3 separate regions of the Homo sapiens genome follow, and regions 2 and 3 are each linked to region 1. The links are chromatin contacts, found by Hi-C or POLR2A ChIA-PET in ENCODE. All regions are on one chromosome and are shown on one strand. The core of a region is the stretch at or near the end of the contact, and the rest is flanking DNA. Distances in the headings are between cores, read along the strand shown. Region 1 has its middle 97 kb from the start of PHLDA1-AS1. Region 2 has its middle 74 kb from the start of NAP1L1. Region 3 overlaps LOC105369844 (a long non-coding RNA gene).

The links. A loop is a pair of places that touch in the nucleus more often than their neighbours do. ChIA-PET counts read pairs that join two places held with the same protein, here RNA polymerase II (POLR2A). Pooled maps may share reads with other maps.
Region 2: a map of CD14-positive monocyte shows a loop between it and region 1 (7-fold over the local background). The contact joins two enhancer-like sites. A Hi-C loop is called at or near these places in 1 of 168 maps with a recorded cell type or tissue (CD14-positive monocyte), 20 of 37 single-sample maps with no recorded cell type and 12 of 50 pooled maps. POLR2A ChIA-PET finds 5 or more read pairs at or near these places in 1 of 52 experiments (activated CD4-positive, alpha-beta T cell).
Region 3: a pooled map shows a loop between it and region 1 (3-fold over the local background). The contact joins two enhancer-like sites. A Hi-C loop is called at or near these places in 2 of 168 maps with a recorded cell type or tissue (Calu3 and chondrocyte), 1 of 37 single-sample maps with no recorded cell type and 6 of 50 pooled maps. POLR2A ChIA-PET finds 5 or more read pairs at or near these places in 3 of 52 experiments (HepG2, T-cell and WTC11).

What each region holds. Positions count from the first base shown.
Region 1 is chr12:75,932,499-75,935,313 of GRCh38, reverse strand. No RefSeq gene overlaps it. Among named protein-coding and RNA genes, the nearest start is that of PHLDA1-AS1, 97 kb to the left of the region's middle. Within about 2 kb of position 1,418, at least 5 of the 41 ENCODE cell types and tissues checked have a DNase peak (open chromatin) inside an H3K27ac peak, as active enhancers do.
Region 2 is chr12:76,157,521-76,160,335 of GRCh38, reverse strand. No RefSeq gene overlaps it. Among named protein-coding and RNA genes, the nearest start is that of NAP1L1, 74 kb to the right of the region's middle. Within about 2 kb of position 1,460, at least 10 of the 41 ENCODE cell types and tissues checked have a DNase peak (open chromatin) inside an H3K27ac peak, as active enhancers do.
Region 3 is chr12:75,758,641-75,761,455 of GRCh38, reverse strand. The region is part of intron 1 of LOC105369844 (a long non-coding RNA gene); the gene reads left to right. Among named protein-coding and RNA genes, the nearest start is that of KRR1, 250 kb to the right of the region's middle. Within about 2 kb of position 1,400, at least 6 of the 41 ENCODE cell types and tissues checked have a DNase peak (open chromatin) inside an H3K27ac peak, as active enhancers do.

The sequences.
Region 1 (2,815 bases), core at 169-2,668:
ACCTCCTCCTCCCAGGTTCAAGCAATACTCCTGCCTCAGCCCCCCGGTAGCTGGGATTACAGGCATGCACCACCATGCCTCGCTAATTTTTGTATTTTTAGTAGAGATGGGGTTTCACTATGTTGGCCAGACTGGGGTCGAACTTCTGACCTCAGGCGATCCACCTGCCTTGGCCTCCCAAAGTGCTGGGATTACAGGCATGAGCCACCATGCCTGGCCAATCTATGTTATTTTTAAAAGAAGAAGAGAAATAGATCAAGGAAGAGGAGAAAGACCTGGTTCCATAGATCTGACTCTGCAGTTTGTGTGCTGTGTAATAGAGAAAAGTTAGTGTCAATTTGGACATGGGCCAAATGACCTTTTGAGTCTCTTGTAGCACAAATGACCTGGAATCCTGTTTTCTTTATGATTATGAAGCTGGGCATAGGTATTCTGATGGGCACAGCCAAGATATTTAAGCCAACATTTGCTGAGAAACAGTGAAACTCATTTTCAGACATTTTTCCCCCATGACTGAGAAGTGTTAGGTTTTTGTCCAGCAGCAGTAGCTGTTGATTGCTGTTTTCCTGAGAGAGGGAGGCTTTTTTTTTTTTTTTTTTTTTTTAACATTCTGACACCTTTTTTTTCCCCTCCGTATCAGTACTGCTCACTAACCACATCATATGGTGATAAGAACTGAAATTACTCATTGACATTATCGTGGGGCTATTTCGAAAACATTATCTCATTTCATTTCCTAGAATATCATCAAGTCTCCACAATACCAGTTCCTTAAAGGAGAATGTTTTTGTTCCAACTGAAACCAAAATATTTTAGTGAATTTTGTCTTCAGTATTACTTCCTTCCTATTCTAATACTGTGGTCAAAAGTATAACTTTTGGCAAACTCTTTGCCATAGCGGAATCTGACTTAGTTTGCTGAATTTGAAGTTAGCTGTTTTCAGTAATTTCTTTTCTTTTTTTTTTTTTTTTTTTTTTTTTTTGAGATGGAGTCTTGCTCAGCCCCCCAGGCTGGAGTGCAGTGGTGTGATCTCGGCTCACTGCAGCTACCATCTCCTGGGTTCAAGTGATTCTCCTGTCTCAGCCTCCTGAGTAGCTGGGATTACAGGCACCCATCATCATGCTCGGCTAATTTTTGTATTTTAATAGAGATGGGGTTACTCCATGTTGGCCAAGCTGGTCTTGCACTCCTGACCTCAGGTGATCTGCCCCCCTCGGCCTCCCAAAATGCTGGGATTACAGGCTTGAGCCACCGCATGCAGCCTGTTTTCAGTGATTTGTCTTTACTCTTTATGTAGATTATCTGCATTGCAGATTACTTATTGTAATTTTCAAATCCTGGGCTGAATTTCTTTCATCATTTCCTGTGGATTTGTCATCTCTTTCCTCATCCTCACCCTCTATTCAGGCACCATGTAACCAGGCAGTTAGACAAAGCATTGTTTCATAGCTGAATCCATCACATATTTTTTTTATATATATTCCCAAAGGTATACAAATAGTTTTCATATTGTTTGAGAGTTTGATTTGTTTCCACTAACATAGAAAAATAGTTGTTTAATAATTAGACACTCCTTTTGTTTGATCTTGACTCCTTTTTCATGAGACCAGATGAAGTATTCATTAATGTTCCTATGAAATAATTATTTTGAAAACTTTTAACCAGTTCCAGTTTTTTTTTTTTTCACTTTTCTGATGTATTGATCATTCATGCATTCACTGACCATTTACACCATTTTTATATTGCTCTCTAAACTGCTATATTCAAAGCTAATTGTAGGCAACATCCTTAAATACAGTTAAAGCAATAATAGTTCAGGGGGACGAGTGTTAGCAGCATTTTAGGATATTCAGAGAAAGAGGTACAGTAAGACATCTTAGAGCTTCTGGGAGGCCAAGGGGCTTGCTGGCTAATGTTTCAACCATCAGAACTTGTTTGAGCAACAGTCTTGGCCCTACTACATGAGTCATAAACACCAGGATAGGCGATGCCTTCAGCCAGATGCAATGGAAAAGAGTTTGTTAACATGGAAAATATGGGATGGCTATACCACATACGTCAGTAGGACTCCCAGAACTGAGTCTTTTAGACCCGTTAATTACTTTTTGAGTGAATTAATGTATATGAGCAAACACATTTAGGGTGTTGCTAGCCTTATTAGCCAATAAGCACAATTCCTTGCCAGACAGTTTAAGACTGAGACCAGCTAGTTAATGAATTTACTGAAAGGCTCATTTATAAGGCTGCTTCACAGAGAATTTAGCAATAAACAATTCTGCCAACTCTTGATCTTTCAGCTATAGCCTTTCTTCCTGTATTTCTTTGGAATAACACATAATTAACATACAGCGATCAAGTTTTTGCTTGTCATTTAATATAGCACATTTTTTCTTTTGTTTTTTAGTATCTTTGCATATCAAGCAATGCTTTTAAAACTTATGCAAGCGTTGTATTTTGGACTCTATTTCTTTATAATTTTTTGTATCATCCTGCTGGGTAGATAGTGTGGGAAGAAATGCAGAGATTTTTATTGAATACTGCCTTGTTTTTAGGTGGTGTTTAATATTTAGATATGTTGGGTCTGCTAATTTAGGAGGAAAAAGTATTCTTTGGATTTTTCTTTTGCATAGCTTATTTTAGTTGCCAATCTTTTCTGGGTCTGAAGGGTCAAAAATGGCTGATAAAAATAGGTAAATAGCAATGAATGTGGTTGTAGGAAAATAGGAACTGATGGTGCTATGAAAGTGTTAATCTCCCATCATCAGTCTATATTCCTGGTTTTAGTGTCACAGGAATTTGACAGCCTCCTGAACTT
Region 2 (2,815 bases), core at 211-2,710, 220 kb before region 1:
GGTTATTACTGGATAATTGGATCAAGGGTAATTTTTTTTTTCTGTTTTCCAGCACTTTCCAAATCCTCTTCCAGGAGTCTGGTATTAGTCCTGCCATCTGGGTGTTAGGGGAAAGCAGAATCCTGGAGGATATTGTTTTGTCCTCAAGGCTTTGAATAGAACTGTCTATGCTCATCACATGCTTCCTTCTTGGAAGCACAGATTTCATTCAAGCTCTCTACATGTCTTCTAAGATTGCTTGGCAGACAGTTTAGGGATAACTTTATTTGAATTTATATGCCTTTGGAAAATTATAGGAAATAGATATTAAGCTCCAAGGAAGTAGCATAGGAAATCATAAGAGGCTTCCTGAGGGAGGTGACATTTAATCTGAGTGTCAAAGGGTGAACAGCAATTTGTGAAGTGTAGTAGGAGGAGGGGGATGAAGGATGGAAGGATCGTTGTAGACCAAGGAGACAGCACATGCAAGACATGAAAGAGAATGACGTGTTTGTGGACCAGAAAAGAATTTGGTATCATTTAGGAAGAATGGAGGGACAGGAGACGGGAAAGGAGTTAAAGCTCCAATGTTTGTAACTTTGTCCCATGCTATACACTGTGTTTGTAGATACAATATAACAGATGCCAAACATTGTTCATTGCATCAGACCATAAAAATGTATAATACAGTCTTAAAGTTTTAAATGGCCTTTTTAAAATATGCTTTACAGCAACAGCTTAATTAAAAAGATAATGGTGCCTATGTTACATACTGGAAGTCGGGAAGTAATCAACTTGAAATAAACCAGTCTTTGTAGAATTATCTCAAATTTTAAATTATTTCAGTATATCAAAATCCAAGCATGGATATAACATGTGTTATGCCAACTGCAGAGGACTCTCAAAACCTCTTCCCTTAAAATTATAGAATAGCTTGGTGCCAACATTAGCATCCCCACTGCGATGAATTTACAAGGAGATGAAGTTACATTTGGGGATATCGATATTATAAGGACACCTATCAATCTGATGAATAGCTACAGACAATGTCTGTAGCCTGTCATAGAACAGCCCTCTGGTTTGCCAAAGAACCACTTAAAATGCATAAATGCATTCTTTGTGCTAATGGAACAGATCTCTTTCGTGGTTTCAAAGGAGAAGAGAGAAGAAACAGAGAGTGGATGGTTCTTGTTTCACTTACGGCTTCCAAACCAAGACTACCAAATGAGAAAGACAGCTTGCTCTCTGAGCAGCACCAAGCCAGAAAGGAAGGTTCAGACCACTACCCACTCTCCCTTCTCACTTCTAAATTACACCATGAAAGTGGAGACAATGAGGTGTGCATTCCAACGCACAGGCCTGTGGTTGGCTCTGGGTATGAATTCAGCAGTGTAGACTGCGGCTGTGTTCAGTGGGTCACCACACTCCCATAACTGACCACTAGTAGGCGTGAAAACTGAGGCAACCCAAGATCCTGTGGTGGAACAGTTAGTTGCTGCTTTCAGATTCAGTTTCTGGCTAGAATGTCACAGCATGAATCACCTTGGAGCAGATTCCTGATGGCACGAGAGCTATAAATTGAATGGTACGACACTTCGTGGCTTTCACTGGCTCTGACATTAGCAGAAACAGCTGAGTAATCAGACAAAAGGCAGTGGAAGAGGAAAACGGAAGAGAATTAATATTGAGCAGCTTCCCTCTTCTGGGCATAAACTAAGAGTCTTCACATGCGTTATGGAGACAGCGTGGTTCTTACAATTTTGCATCTACCTCTTGCTAGCTATGTACACTTGGACAAGCTCCTTAACCTCTGTGAACCACAGTTTCCTCATATCTACCTCCTGAGGTTGTGTTGGGAGAAAAAGAGAATCCATGTTTACATGACACATATATATGGTATATATTACATAGAGTATGTATACACAACATAGTATATATAATATATACACATTATATATATATACACATACTATATATGATATATATAGTACACAACCTAAAACCTATATATAAATATACACACACACACACACATCATGTTGGTTTCTCCATAATTGTGTGAGCCAATTCATTAAAATAAATCTCTCTCTAGTATATAATACATGTATTTAATGAACAAGTTCCTTAACTATATATAGAATATATTTTTATTAGGTTCCTCATATTTTATATATATAGAGAGAGAGAAAGAGAGAGAGAGAGAGAAAGAGATGGAGAGAGATCTATTTTAAGAAATTGGCTCACACAATTGTGGAGGCTAGAAAATCCAAAATCTGCAGGGTAGGCTGACAGGCTGGAGACCTAGGAAAGAGTTGTTGCAGTTGCGAGTCCGAATGCAGTCTAGCAGCAGATTCCCTTCTTCCTCGAGAGACCGCAGTCTTTTTCTACTAAGGCCTTTCCACTGATTGGATGAGGCCCACTGACATAATAGAGGGAATGGAGGGGGAATCTGCTTTACTCAAAGTTTGCTGATTTTGTGTGTGTGTGTGTGTGTGTGTGGTGGAGTCTCGCTCTGTCACCCAGGCTGGAGTGCAGTGATGTGATCTTGGCTCACTGCAGCCTCCGCCTCTCAGGTTCAAGCAATCTCCCACCTCAGCCTCCCAAGTAGCTGAGGCTAAGGGAGCCCACCAGTCTGGCTAATTTTTTAATTTTTTGTAGAGATGGGATCTCACTTTGTTGCCCAGACTTGTCTCGAATTCCTGGCCTCAACCAATTCTCTCACTTCGGCCTCCTTAAGTGCTGGGATTACAAACATGAGCCACTGTGCCTGGCCTAGATTCAGTATAATTTTAAAACCCACTGGGATTTGATGCATAGAGCACTTTAATCCAAAGAG
Region 3 (2,815 bases), core at 151-2,650, 170 kb after region 1:
TAGGGTACCCCGTAAGACACTGGAAAGAAGGGGTCACTTTCCTTGTCTCATTGCCAAGGCTCAGAGAGATGTCCAGTAGGCAAGGTGAACTTTCAAGGTGTTCTTTCTTTGTCATTTGCTTATAAGGAGAAAATTTGAATTTCCTAAGCTGTTTACTATCTCCTGCAGCTTTTTCCAATAATTGTTTCATATGACCCAAAGGTAATGTTTCCGTCAGTGTTCTTAGCACAGACATAAAGGTACTCAACTGTCACGTTAATGACTTTATGTACTGCTACGTTAAATGGAAAATGTACCACTTGGATGAAACCAAAGACACCTGAAAATGGGGTTTAGAAAATTACACTGTTACTATGGCAATATCATCTCCTTGGCGGTTGAAGAAAATCATTTAATATAGGTATAAAACCCTAGTAAATATTGGACAGCTTTATGGAAATGTAATAAACTGTAGTCATATATCAAAAAGCACTAAAACTCATTTTGCATTTGTGGCACACAGCAAAATTATAATACAGATGAGGACTAAATGACCTATAAATGTTAAACACATAGTTAAGCATAGAATATGTCACCCAGAGTCTTCGCGGTTTTTCTGTGCAAAATGTTCAAGTCAGATCCAATTGTGTGGAGAAACACCTGCCTTTTTCTAAGCCTATGTATATTTTGGCCCCTTTCTGGGGCAGAAAGGCAGAACAGAAACCATATCCATTTGCTTGCAGTTAATCAGGTAAGATATCATGTGAAATGAGCAAGCCTCTGTCCTCGGATATGAATTTAACAAGGTAAATGCTGATAACATTGTTACCCTAGTCCTGTTACTGCTCAGTCTGATCCAAAATATAATTGCATTTTATGTTGTATGACACATAGTCTAGTTTGTGAGGAAACCATTGATTTTACTTGAAAGACATAGCTGTTGTTTTGTATTTTTTCAGACGGCGCTGTAAGAAGCTGAGCTTAAAGGTGCTTTGAATAACAGTCCTGGGATATAAAAGCTTTTACATTTGTAGGGAGCATTTTATCCTGCAAAGAAACAGATTTCTCCCCAGCAGATGGTCCAGATTTCCTGCAGAAAAAAAAAAAAAAAAAAAAATGAAAGGGACAGGGTCTTTCTAGGACACAAAGAGGAGGCATTTCCAGCTAAGACATTGAAGGTGAATGTGCATATTTTTACCATGTAATTCAGGCAGCTACTCTGTGATAATCAAGGTGGGGTATACTGCTTACTCACAAGATGGCCAAAGTGAAACAGTCAGTCAATTATCATATTCTCAAAATGCAAAACAACAGAATTGACTGATGGTTTTCATTGAGTCAGCTAGTGAGCTAAAGCAAAGTCATCAAGCTAGGGCAAACCAAAGGCACTATTTTTACTTTTTATGATTCATACTCCTAGTATCCCACATGTGACTTTGAAGGTTTCCATGGTCTTTTTCTTTGATTCCTATGCTTGAGAAGTTCTCAAAGACTCTGGCTCCAAATTCTTAAGGCAGCTTTTGCACTCTCTTTCAGCACTGGTTGCTCCGCTTTCCAGCTCTACAGGGACATGACTCAATGCATATTCCTAACCTCTTTTTAGGACTCTGTTGAATCCTATACTTGCTTAAAGGAATCTATTGCATGGAAGAATTAAGAGCAGTGTTTCTTGAAGAACATTCTTAGGTAAAATTGTTGGCTTGGCAGGGGACAAAAAAGACAAAGAACTGCAATATAATTAATGTAAAATGATTGGTTGTTGTACTTTCTATTAGAATATTACATTTGAAGTGAGAAGTGGTGAAGGGATGATGCCGTACAAGTAGATAATGATAATGAGAACACTGATGGAATACTTTTTAAATGCTAGGCATGAAGAGTTTTACATGGATCATCTCATTTGATCAGTAAAAGTTTTAAGGCGGGTATTAGTTTATATTTTTCAGAAGAGGAACTAAGTTAAAAAAAATAACTTGCTTAAGGTCATGTAACAATTAAGCGGTAGTACCAGGACTCAAACTCATGTCTACTTGAATCTAAGTCCAAGCTTTAAACCACTACACTACGCTAAGGTAAAACTAATCTAGCTGTAGCTCTGTGCAATATACCAATCCCTCTAATGGAAACAAAGGGAACTATAATTAACCCCCATCATAGAATTAAAACTTAGAGCATCTTTGCGCCACTAAATCCCTGAAAGGCCATGCACATTAGGGCTGTCCTTGGGGAACAAGAGAGCTGATGCAGAGCTACATGAAAGATGTCAGAAAATTGATGGTCAGCCCAGCTCAATACTAAGTTAGAAAAGTGAAAGTGAACAGTGAGCTGGGAAATAAGACCATTGATCAGAGGTTGGAAAGAAGGTATAAATCAAGACATGGCTAATGTGAATATAGAAAGTTTGATTCTGACTGGATGTTGCAAAATCAGAAATCTGGCTGATGTCCAATCCCATTGGGACAGGATCAGCAATACCTTAAAGAACCTTGATAGAAAGAAAGTGAGAGAGAGAAAGAGAAATTAATTTGCATATGATGTATTCTTATCATTTAAAAATTCGAACATTCAGGGACATTTTTTCAAAAGAAAATTTATCATAGTTTCAACTTTGTAAAGAAAATCACAGTTGTAACATTTTGATATATTTCCTTCTAGACTTTTTCTCCTCTAGGTAAAAGATTTGCATACTTCTACACAAATGTACCAAACTATATATGCAGTTTAGTGTCCAACTTATTTCTTTTAATATAATGTCTTCTACATTATTATAATTTTATAAGAATTATTTTATCTATGTAATAGTCTGTCATTTAAGTATACAGTTATTTGCTTTTTC